Regions from separate parts of the Homo sapiens genome. Here all the other regions are linked to region 2. Evidence: read pairs that join two places in POLR2A ChIA-PET (ENCODE). Cell type or tissue: OCI-LY7. All regions are shown on one strand. Region 1 overlaps LOC105369844 (a long non-coding RNA gene). Region 2 overlaps LOC105369844 (a long non-coding RNA gene). Region 3 overlaps LOC105369844 (a long non-coding RNA gene).

The links. Peaks named below come from ENCODE experiments on the same cell type or tissue, not always from the same donor. Only the 100,000 strongest peaks of a DNase experiment are listed, where the experiment ranks them.
Region 1: POLR2A ChIA-PET joins it to region 2 with 5 read pairs; 3 of 35 experiments call an interaction of 5 or more read pairs at or near these places.
Region 3: POLR2A ChIA-PET joins it to region 2 with 6 read pairs; 3 of 35 experiments call an interaction of 5 or more read pairs at or near these places.

The regions. Positions count from the first base shown.
Region 1 is chr12:75,639,370-75,643,369 of GRCh38, reverse strand. The region is part of intron 8 of LOC105369844 (a long non-coding RNA gene); the gene reads left to right. Among named protein-coding and RNA genes, the nearest start is that of KRR1, 130 kb to the right of the region's middle. RefSeq lists a silencer at 915-1,115. In OCI-LY7, no CTCF peak of the experiment used is centred here; a DNase peak (open chromatin) is centred at 2,119; H3K4me3 peaks cover 1,165 bases; H3K27ac peaks cover 1,292 bases.
Region 2 is chr12:75,810,806-75,814,805 of GRCh38, reverse strand. The region is part of intron 1 of LOC105369844 (a long non-coding RNA gene); the gene reads left to right. Among named protein-coding and RNA genes, the nearest start is that of PHLDA1-AS1, 220 kb to the left of the region's middle. In OCI-LY7, no CTCF peak of the experiment used is centred here; no DNase peak of the experiment used is centred here.
Region 3 is chr12:75,759,318-75,763,317 of GRCh38, reverse strand. The region is part of intron 1 of LOC105369844 (a long non-coding RNA gene); the gene reads left to right. Among named protein-coding and RNA genes, the nearest start is that of KRR1, 250 kb to the right of the region's middle. In OCI-LY7, no CTCF peak of the experiment used is centred here; DNase peaks (open chromatin) are centred at 2,207 and 2,497; H3K4me3 peaks cover 1,883 bases; H3K27ac peaks cover 2,949 bases.

The sequences.
Region 1 (4,000 bases), 170 kb after region 2:
TCAAATGATCCGCCCACCTCGACCTCCCAAAGTGTTGGGATTACAGTCATGAGGCACTGCGCCTGGCCAAAGGGATATTCTTTAAATAGCTTAGTAAGACATGATTCCATAAGTGATGATGGAATCTCTGAAACAAAACTGTGGAATTTTCATATGTTACAGAACAGTGTTATCCAATAGACATGTAATGTGTAAAGTTTTAAATTTTCATGGTGCCGTATTTTTTAAAAAGTTAGAAAACAGATGAATTATGTTGTTAATGTATTTTAACTATCATGTGAAAATAATATAATTTATATTATTTCAGCATATAATCAATATAAAACTTATTAATGAGTTTTTCCCCTCCAAACTAAATATTCAAAATCTGTGTGTATTTTATTCTTACAGCCAGTCTCAATTTGGACTAGCCAATCTTCAAGGGCTAAATAGCCACATGTCACTAGTGGCAATTAGTTGCTAATCTTGGATGGTGGAGTTATAGAGTCTCCTGAGATTGAATATACAGAAATTCGTACATCTCAAGATGCAGTAATCTTTAGCATGTCTTGCTTAGGAATAAGGGTCACAAATTATTATTCTGTTCTCAAAACAAGTCATTAAATGTCAGGTTGATAGGACATTCAAGCTTCAAAGTTGAGCGGGGAAGTATAGATTTTCCCATAGATCTCCTATAACTTCTTTTGAGGCTTTGTTCATATTATTTTTGCTTTGTTTTGTCTTGGGCTTTAAACCAACTTGATATAAAAACTACATAGTTAGTTTTTGTTCTAAAATGAGACAGCCTTACCTAAGTAATTTCAACTAATTTTTTAAAATGGACTGTAATTATTGTTTTTAGAACTGTGCTGTTTTCTTAGATGTCATTAAAGAAACTGCTGTGGGAGATGAGTAAGAGCATGTCTATTTCTATTCCAGGAATATTTTACTTGTTAACCTCGTGGTTGATAAAATTATGATCAATTAGTCAGAATGTAAGCTGCATGAAACCATGTGATAAATTGTTCCTCAATTAGAAAGTTGGTTTGCCTCCTTATTAACTTGCTTATTTTCCTTCTTTTTCTTATAGCTGTCCTTCCTGATAGATATTTTTATTATGGGTGTTATAAAATCAAACTTATATTTTAATTTTTACCATAGTAATAAGCTCTTGGACACACACACACACACACACACACACACACACACACACACATATTTAGATAATACATTGTAGTACAAAAAATTTGTTAAATAACTGTTTTCTTTTTTTATTTCTAAATCTCAGTTTATACCAGAGAGTAACCACTGAATAGTACCTAAAGAGAAGTTAACAATGGTTATGAAAATATAAATTACCTTTACTATAATTATTTTGCCTTTTGGAAATGCTTAACAAGATTATGGATAATTTATTATCCAACATTGATACATGACAACTCTCAGAGATGCCTGTCATTGGTAGCTGCCTGGATTAATTTTATATTGCTGCATAACACATTACCACAAGCTTAGTGGCTTAAAACTTAGCTTATTATCTCATAGCTTTGTTGGTTGGAATTCTGGGTAGAATATAACTAGGTTCTCTGTTCAGGGTCCTGTAAGGCTAAAATTAAGGTGTCAGCTGGGGCTGGGGTCTTATCTGAGGCTTAGGACCCTCTTCCAAGCTCATGGGGTCATTGGCAGAATTTGTTTCCCTGCAGCTGTCGATCTTGTGGACTTTGTGTCTTTAAGACCAGCAGGAAAATTCTCTTATGCTTCAAATCTCCTCTCAGAAAGGGCACATTCTCTTCTAAGGGTTCACCTGGTTAGGTCAAGCCCACCAAGGATAATCACCCTTTTGATGAACTCAAAGTAAACTATTTAGGGCCCTTAATTACATCTACAAAATCCCTGTTGCCATATAACTAATCTTGGGTATAACATCAGGGAGTGGAGATAGTGGAAGATCTTAGAATTTTGCCTACCAAATTTTCCACATGCCTTCAACACCCTCTATTCATTTGATACTTCTCCACATTGTGAGCTCCATTTTCCAAGGGTAATTTGAAAAGAAAAAAAAAAAATCTGCATTCTCAGACTCCCTTGTGGCTAAGCTGCAGATGTGTAACTATGGTTTTGTAAGTTAGAGGCGGAAGTGAGACTTAACCGTGGAGGTGAACTGTAGCAAGAAACAAACTGGGGATGATTCATTCCTTTTGCTAATGTGGGGGTGGTGGTGGCCATGGTAACTTCCTGCTCAGGCCAGTTCTTTGGTGTGGTTCTGAGGAATGGTTCCGGAGGGGCTAATCTTGAGACTATTCCTCAGCCCACCCAACAGTTCTCTGAGCTGTCTAATATCTTTCAATAAATTCATTTTTCTACCTACGCTAGCCACAGTAGCACCACAGTAGATTGTGGTGCTTACAAAATAGCCCCAACAGGCACAATTCCTAATCTTCCTTGTATATACTTTATGACTCTGGAGGAAATAATGTCTTTCTAATAAGATGAAATTCAATTAAAGCATTTTCCCTGCTTAGAGAAAATGGCTGTGGTTTATTAAAGAAGCATTTGATGTCTATTCCTTCTCAACTATTATCTTATTTGCATTTTCTGGAACATGATTAGTTATAATGTACTATAAGTTTTCATAAAACCAACATGAAAATAATTATGCCTGAATTATATGCATTCCATAAATATCATCTAGCTATCTCCTCATTTCATATTACCTCCTTCCTTTCCCTCAATTGCCACAACACTGTTAAGAGATATAAATAAATCATTAATACTTGATTTTCGGATATATGCTCTTGCTTTTGAGCTTGAGATATTAAAAAATCTCAGTTGACTATAGTTTACCTTGAAATGTTCCTCCCATGAAGGCATTTGACTTTTTTGGTTATTGTTGACTGATAACAACAAGCTAGTTCATGCTGAATAATTGTGTGAAACTCTTTTCTACACAATTTTCAAAATTCTAAACAAGTTGCATTTTTACTACGCTTGTAATTTTTTTCTTTAGGTTTATGTTGTATGACTAATTGCATTCTAAATTCCAGGAGAAAAGGTGTGAATACCTGCAGAGTATTTTGTAAATAAACATTGATTAGGCAAAAAATGCCATGTTTTCTTTCATATGATTTCAAACTGATGGTATTTTTCTGTTTTTATTTTATATATACCATAGTAACATTTTTAATCAGTACCATATGCCCAAACTTCCTTTTTATGGAAAATAACCTATTCCTAACGATAAGTAATCCTGTCTTTAAACACACACGTACACACACACACACACACACACACACGATACACTCATTATTAAATATTTTGTACCGGAAATAGTCTGTGATTCAGTGCTTAAATTGTTTAATAAATGATAAAATATTTTGCAGATTGGCCTCAGTGTAAGGTGAATAGTGATTTTTCAATGATCTTTTGTTCAGCTCCAGTGTTTCCTTCATACCACCAAACTCACACTCTGCTTATACCTAGATTTGCATCCTGCTGCTCCTGCTAACTCGCTGAGTGGCAGTGTGGCCTAGTGGATACTCTTTTGGCTTTTTGTTTTCTCATCTCTAAAATTAGGAAGCAGATTCTATGATTCTAAAATTTATCTACAAGTGGCCATTATTTATGTAAAGTAGTGTTAGTAGCTTTATTAAGGACATCATTTTTATCATGATATCATTTATCATTATTTTTTCAAATGTAGTTCCTGCTGAGAGTCTCTACTACTCTACTGTGTTTTCTCCTGTCTTATTTTATACTCAGGAAACATTTTGGCTAGTGTATATGTGCGCATGTGTGTGCATGTGTGTACTTTTAGTGCTTTCCCTGTGGAGCTGTGTAAGAGACATCATCAAGGGGATCTTATGGTTAATGACAGTTGTTTAATGCAATTACTGTATTTTACAAGTGATCAATTTCATTTAACAAAGTGCTAGTGAACTCACAGAGTTTGCACCATTTTTTAACCAGCTCCAGTCACTAGCCAATTCATAAAAATAAGAATGTACCTCTGGAATGGAGAGAG
Region 2 (4,000 bases):
TTGTTGCCACGGGGGATTGCATGTCCAGAGCTCTCATTTGTCAAGAGAAGCAAGAAATCTGGATTTTAAAAAATGTGAAATTCCTTAATTGTTTAACGATGACATGGTGTGGATTGCCATTTTGCATCCTCTAAAATTATAGTTACCTTCTGAGAATAAAAATAGGAAATGCCAGAGGAAGGAGATTCACAGTTAGCCAAGTCCACAGTGACACACACGGCTGATTGTGTCCAGCATCTGAGGCTGTGAGCACCTTGCCCAGTGGCTAGTCAGTCTTCGTAATGTCATCTCCCCTACCCCAGTATTTTCACCCTGAATTGCGGTAGATGCTAGCACCAAGAACCCAGCATTGAGCTGCTCCTATGCTTTAGTTGAGTCTGGGGTCTACAGATAAGTCATAAACATCTGACTACAGCAGGGAGTGAGGGGACAGACAGCAAGTGGACCATCTCTGACATTCTTACATAAGGTGAGAAGCCAACCTGTGCAAACTTGACCACCATCCTATTTGCTGTGTTGCTCCACAGGAAACTAGTCTGGATAAAACTTAGTTTCAACCCTTAGTGCCTGGGGTTCAATAAGACACAGTAGATCATGTTACCCTTTTGAAAAGCACACTTACTTTCTAGATTACAAAATTATTAAAGGGAAATCTGAAAATGCAAAAAAGAATAGTAGCATGTAATCATAAGGTAAAATACAGATGAAGCCAATAAAATGTCTTGTGGGAAATCACTCTGATGCAAGGATAGCCTACAAGTACCATACCAGGCAACTTATTACAGAGGTCACAGAACAGGAAGGCTCATAGCTGGAATGAATATGTTGGAATCTCATACTTCATTGAATCAATTCAAAACAGAGCAATAAACAAGGGGAAAGAAGAACATAACTCACTTAGGGCAGGGTGCATGTGGGCAGAAAGACCACACTCCCCAAATCCTGTGTTATCCAAACTTCATACATCCTGTCTGTCTTCTACACTAACCTTCCCTCTTAGTGATGTGGATATAAGGACCAGAGTAAAGGCAGAGCAAGAGGGTTCAGCAGATGAAAGATGCTTGGAGCGGATGCTTAGCTAATCTTTGGGAGGGATGCATGGACAGGCACACGTGGACACAGCTACCACTCAGATTAACCTGATGAGCACTTGTGTATTATTTGCACTTTCTGTATAGAGGATTTGTAGGGCCAAATGGCACCATAATGGGTACCACAAATGAGTGTTTGATTCAGGAATGACACAGTCTTCCATCTGGAAGTGACATGATTTGTGCTTTACTAATACTTAAGGTTTACTTGTGTAGCTTTTGAGCCATTGACATTGGTGGTTGGGGGTGGGGGATATGTTCTGCCCAGGTTTGGGGGTGTCCTAACTCTTTACTAGGAAAGACTTCAATTGGAAGGCAGGAAATGGCAGCCAGATATAGAGTCACTGCTGCTTTTGTGTGAAGAGAGTTTGGTGCTTCATCATGAAACTCTGAATGGGCCCATAGAAAAAAGCAGCCTGTGTCAGAAAGGGTCTAGAATGAGTCCCCCTCTTAAGAATGAAACCAGCACTATTTGCATGGTCCTTTAGGCCTCAGCTCATCTTACACCATATACTTACTCTCCTGTTTGCAGCCTCAAACCTGCAACAGGAGAGTAAATATATGATGTAAGATGAGCCGAGGACAGAAGTTGAGGAAACACCAACATTTAAAGGGCAGATGGAGAAAGGGGAATACATGAGGGGGAGGAGAAAAAGAACAGTCAGGGATTTTGAAGAACCAGGAGAAGATGCTATCACAGAAGCTCGAGTGCTCCATAAATTCCTGCTGAACTTGAAGTGGCTGCTCAAGTACTAAAGGTGAGAATATCTGAGAGAGTAGTACACCTGTCTACAAGGGAAAGCCAAATGAGGCCAAAGCTAGGGTAGCTCCTGCCATTTAGCAGGGAAGGTAAGGGAGAGAGAGACAGCCTGATTCCCAGTGCTTCTGATGCATACTGGAAAGGGTGGTAGTGGTGTCAGAAGCCAACGTACCCTTTTGGGTTCCCCTATTAGAGATCCCATTGCTTCAGAGTTGGCTTTATAGCATCCTGCTACCTGCTACTTTCTTTCATTCTGCACTTCTAAGAGGTTTGCCTATGTGCACGTTTGTTTTCAGATGTCTAATTCTGACTCAGAAAATTGCTGGTTTCAACTCTTTTGCCAGATGGCTGAGGAAAGAGCAATTGACTGTTAGCGCTAAATGCCTGTGTCAGAGCCCAAAGCAGCCGATTTCAATTAACATAAGAAGCAGAACAGATCTCCTATCGTGCAAATGTAAAACGATGAGAGAATGAAACCTCATCCTAGCTGAAAAAGGCAAAACACACTGCGTTTTATCTCCTCCCAGATGCTGGCCACGCTGTTGGGTTACTGGGGTCTACATACAAATGGGAGAGGAATATAAATCAGTTCCTATATGACTCTAATTCCCAGAACACCACCTGTGCCCTTGCTTTCTTTCTGCTTAGCTGGCAGGGAGTGGTCCTCAAAATCACATGGCAGAAATCTTTTGTTTATTTGTTTGGGTGCATGGAGGATACCATGGGGTTGTTTTCAACACAATTTCCTGTCTTCTCAAATGAGATGTGTTTTATAGAAGTTAAGTGCTCTCTTGTTATTTTTCCAGTTTCTTTCTTTTTTTAAATTTGTTTTGTTTTAGAGATGGGGCCTCATGATATTGCCTGGGCTGGAGTGAAGTGGCTATTCACAGGTGCCATCATAGCACACTATGCTAATTTTTAAGTGGATGATATAGAAAAGGAGATTTTAATTTTTTACTTTGGTTTTTAAAAATGTATATTTCTTTTCCTTTTTCTTTTCTTTTCTTTTCTTTTTTTTTTTTTTTTTTTGAGACAGGCTCTCATTCTGTCACCCAGGCGGGAGTGCAGTAGCATGATCTTGGTTCACTGCAACCTCTGCCTCTTTTTTTTTTTTTTTTTTTTTTTTTTGAGACAGGGTCTCATTCTGTCACCCAGGCTGGAGTGCAGTGGCATGATCTTGGTTCACTGCCACCTCTGCCTCTGGGTTCAAGTGATTCTCCTGCCTCAGCCTCCCCAGTAGCTGGGATTACAGGCATGTGCCACTACACCCGGCTAATTTTTTTTGTTTTTAGTAGAGCCGGGGTTTCACCATGCTGGCCAGGCTGGTCTCAAACTCCTGACCTCAAGTGATCCACCCGCCTTGGCCTCCCATAGTGCTGGGATTAGAGGCATGAGCCACCGCACCTGGCCTACAAATATATTTTTTGTTATGTACTACACTTTACAAGGTGAAAATAAAAACAAAATTTAAAAATCTAGATTGAGATATGTTGCTCCCACCTTGCTCTTCATCTACCCAGTTTCTTTCTGCCCTTAATAAGTAATTTCAATTAGTCTCTTGCTATTTTTCCAGTGTTTTTTATTTTATTTTCGAGACAGGGTCTCATGACGTTGCCTGGGCTGGAGCGAAGTGGCTATTCACAGGTGCCTCCATAGTGCACTACAGCCTTGAGCTGCTGGACTCAGTGATCCTCTGGCCTCAGCCTCCTGAGTAGCTGAGGACTACAGGTGCACACCATTGTGTCCAGCTGCAGTGTTTCTTATTGCATGTACAAGCATACATATACATTCTTATTTCCTCCTCTCTTTTTTCAGAAAAGATAGCATATTACACTATTTTGCACCAAGCTTTTTCATTATTGAACAATATATTTTGGAGATCTTGCCATATTGATACATAGAGAGCTTCTTCATTCTTTTTTTATTTGTGTACCATATTCAGTTATACAGATACACCATAGTTCTTTTGACCAGTCCCCTATTTTTGGAGGTCATTTCCAGTTTTTGCTATAAGAAACAGTTCTCTAGTTGATATCTTTAACCATCTATGCTGTGATACATAGGTAACAGTAACTGTGGGATAGATTCCCAGGAGTAGCATTGTGGTTCAAATGCATCTGTAATTTTGGTAGATATTGCCAGATACCCT
Region 3 (4,000 bases), 51 kb after region 2:
TGATAATAAAAACATATTGTATTTATTACACTGGATTTTCATTAAATAGTAACTTTTGTAGCAAAGCTCTTGTTTTTTATTAATATGACAAAAGGAAATATTATTATATTGTTACAATTAATCCAAGAGATAAAATATTGAAGGTGTGCCATGAGATTTTCCTCTTGCAGAACTAACAGAGGAAGAGTTATAAATAAATAGAAGTACTCATGTCTTCTGAAAATAAGATATTAAAGAAAGAACCAACATCTCCAGTTGGTTTTTGGAAAAACAATTCTCTCTTATATTTGAAATTATGCAGTTACCTTGTGTTTTTTCATCAAACATCAATTACTGTGTCAATTATGCCTACTTATTGTACTTGATCACAGTAGCTTATACTAATGTCCTATTTATAAATTTGAATTTTAGAAAGGACATATATGGGATTCAGTTTAGAAATAGAATATATTCAGGACTGATACTTCCATAACCTTTTTGTTTATCTTCCTGTGGTTCAATAAGAATGAAATTTGGAATGTTTATTACATTTTTATCTTCCTGATAATACTATTGATCTGTCAGCTAACGTGCTGTCCTTCACATGTGAAAATTACCCTTCTGGTTTGTTGTGAATCAAGTGTGAGAGCTAAGATGTCTTTTCTCTCCTGGTGCGCTACCTACCCATGTTCTCTTGCTGGATTCCCTTTTTGACCACTGGAATGAGAGGGCTGCCCAGTGAGTGGAACAGCTATGGCCATGAAGCAGCACAAGCTAACTGCTTCTTATGGGGATGGAACCCAGGCTGGCTTGGCCTTTTGAGCACTATGCCTTGAACCTTCTAGCTATTGCCTTAGTGAGATCCACTAGTACAGCTTCCTGCTTTGAATGATAGGAATTTTTCCACATGAAGATACCTGGTATTAGTAACAGGCTTCTTTGTATCTGAACACTCTCCCTTTTACTTGAAACTTGGAGGTATATTGACTTAATACTCACTTTAATTTAAAGTTATTTTTCTTTAGATAGGAAAACAATTCTGAAAATGCAAGACTAGATTTATTGTTCTGTCTCTTTTGAGACCTTTATGGATGATGTCTTTCCATGGAGGAAACTAGTGTCCTTCACACATAGAATAGGTGGGAGGGATGGAGGCATCCTTTCTGCTATAGTCAAAGCTTTCAATATGGAAATATGACTTAGTGAATCAAGCTGCCATGATGTGCAGGGTGTGCCTAAGGCAAAAGCTAGTCAAGAGCAGGCTGGTTTGCAACATTAGTGCAGATAGAGACATCCACCATATAAACCACTCTGCCTGGCCCATGCCATCATTGAGGGGCTGGTGGGACTGGGACAGGGATCCTAGCCCAAGGATGGTTGAAACACAATTTATGTTTGGAGTTGCAGCTTTTTTTTTAAGCCTTTCCTACTGAAATCCTATAATGAAATAATTTAAGTTTATTGCACCTTTATTCCCCCTGAAGGGAAACAGTATTTTATTTTATTTATTTATTTATTTTTTTGCTAACCAGGGGTCTACAGGGCTGCGGGTCTACACGTGGAAGGAATGTTACATCATTCACTTAAATTATTTATTTATTCAACACCTATTATGTGCCAGAGATTGTGCTTAATGCTCAGAATGTAAGATAAAAGGCAGAGATGGTACCTGCTCCCATGGAACTCACTACTTCACTCTGGATTAACTATGGAGGTCTATGAATAGATAAAAAACAAACATACGAACAAAATTTTAAAAATCTGTATTTATAGCTTGTGAAGGAAATAAAAACCAGTAGAGGGATCAGAGGTCTGTGTTGACACTGGTACAAACTTTTCCTGATATTGAGCACCCCAAGATCAGGATTTAGGGTACCCAGTGCTAGGGTACCCCGTAAGACACTGGAAAGAAGGGGTCACTTTCCTTGTCTCATTGCCAAGGCTCAGAGAGATGTCCAGTAGGCAAGGTGAACTTTCAAGGTGTTCTTTCTTTGTCATTTGCTTATAAGGAGAAAATTTGAATTTCCTAAGCTGTTTACTATCTCCTGCAGCTTTTTCCAATAATTGTTTCATATGACCCAAAGGTAATGTTTCCGTCAGTGTTCTTAGCACAGACATAAAGGTACTCAACTGTCACGTTAATGACTTTATGTACTGCTACGTTAAATGGAAAATGTACCACTTGGATGAAACCAAAGACACCTGAAAATGGGGTTTAGAAAATTACACTGTTACTATGGCAATATCATCTCCTTGGCGGTTGAAGAAAATCATTTAATATAGGTATAAAACCCTAGTAAATATTGGACAGCTTTATGGAAATGTAATAAACTGTAGTCATATATCAAAAAGCACTAAAACTCATTTTGCATTTGTGGCACACAGCAAAATTATAATACAGATGAGGACTAAATGACCTATAAATGTTAAACACATAGTTAAGCATAGAATATGTCACCCAGAGTCTTCGCGGTTTTTCTGTGCAAAATGTTCAAGTCAGATCCAATTGTGTGGAGAAACACCTGCCTTTTTCTAAGCCTATGTATATTTTGGCCCCTTTCTGGGGCAGAAAGGCAGAACAGAAACCATATCCATTTGCTTGCAGTTAATCAGGTAAGATATCATGTGAAATGAGCAAGCCTCTGTCCTCGGATATGAATTTAACAAGGTAAATGCTGATAACATTGTTACCCTAGTCCTGTTACTGCTCAGTCTGATCCAAAATATAATTGCATTTTATGTTGTATGACACATAGTCTAGTTTGTGAGGAAACCATTGATTTTACTTGAAAGACATAGCTGTTGTTTTGTATTTTTTCAGACGGCGCTGTAAGAAGCTGAGCTTAAAGGTGCTTTGAATAACAGTCCTGGGATATAAAAGCTTTTACATTTGTAGGGAGCATTTTATCCTGCAAAGAAACAGATTTCTCCCCAGCAGATGGTCCAGATTTCCTGCAGAAAAAAAAAAAAAAAAAAAAATGAAAGGGACAGGGTCTTTCTAGGACACAAAGAGGAGGCATTTCCAGCTAAGACATTGAAGGTGAATGTGCATATTTTTACCATGTAATTCAGGCAGCTACTCTGTGATAATCAAGGTGGGGTATACTGCTTACTCACAAGATGGCCAAAGTGAAACAGTCAGTCAATTATCATATTCTCAAAATGCAAAACAACAGAATTGACTGATGGTTTTCATTGAGTCAGCTAGTGAGCTAAAGCAAAGTCATCAAGCTAGGGCAAACCAAAGGCACTATTTTTACTTTTTATGATTCATACTCCTAGTATCCCACATGTGACTTTGAAGGTTTCCATGGTCTTTTTCTTTGATTCCTATGCTTGAGAAGTTCTCAAAGACTCTGGCTCCAAATTCTTAAGGCAGCTTTTGCACTCTCTTTCAGCACTGGTTGCTCCGCTTTCCAGCTCTACAGGGACATGACTCAATGCATATTCCTAACCTCTTTTTAGGACTCTGTTGAATCCTATACTTGCTTAAAGGAATCTATTGCATGGAAGAATTAAGAGCAGTGTTTCTTGAAGAACATTCTTAGGTAAAATTGTTGGCTTGGCAGGGGACAAAAAAGACAAAGAACTGCAATATAATTAATGTAAAATGATTGGTTGTTGTACTTTCTATTAGAATATTACATTTGAAGTGAGAAGTGGTGAAGGGATGATGCCGTACAAGTAGATAATGATAATGAGAACACTGATGGAATACTTTTTAAATGCTAGGCATGAAGAGTTTTACATGGATCATCTCATTTGATCAGTAAAAGTTTTAAGGCGGGTATTAGTTTATATTTTTCAGAAGAGGAACTAAGTTAAAAAAAATAACTTGCTTAAGGTCATGTAACAATTAAGCGGTAGTACCAGGACTCAAACTCATGTCTACTTGAATCTAAGTCCAAGCTTTAAACCACTACACTACGCTAAGGTAAAACTAATCTAGCTGTAGCTCTGTGCAATATACCAATCCCTCTAATGGAAACAAAGGGAACTATAATTAACCCCCATCATAGAA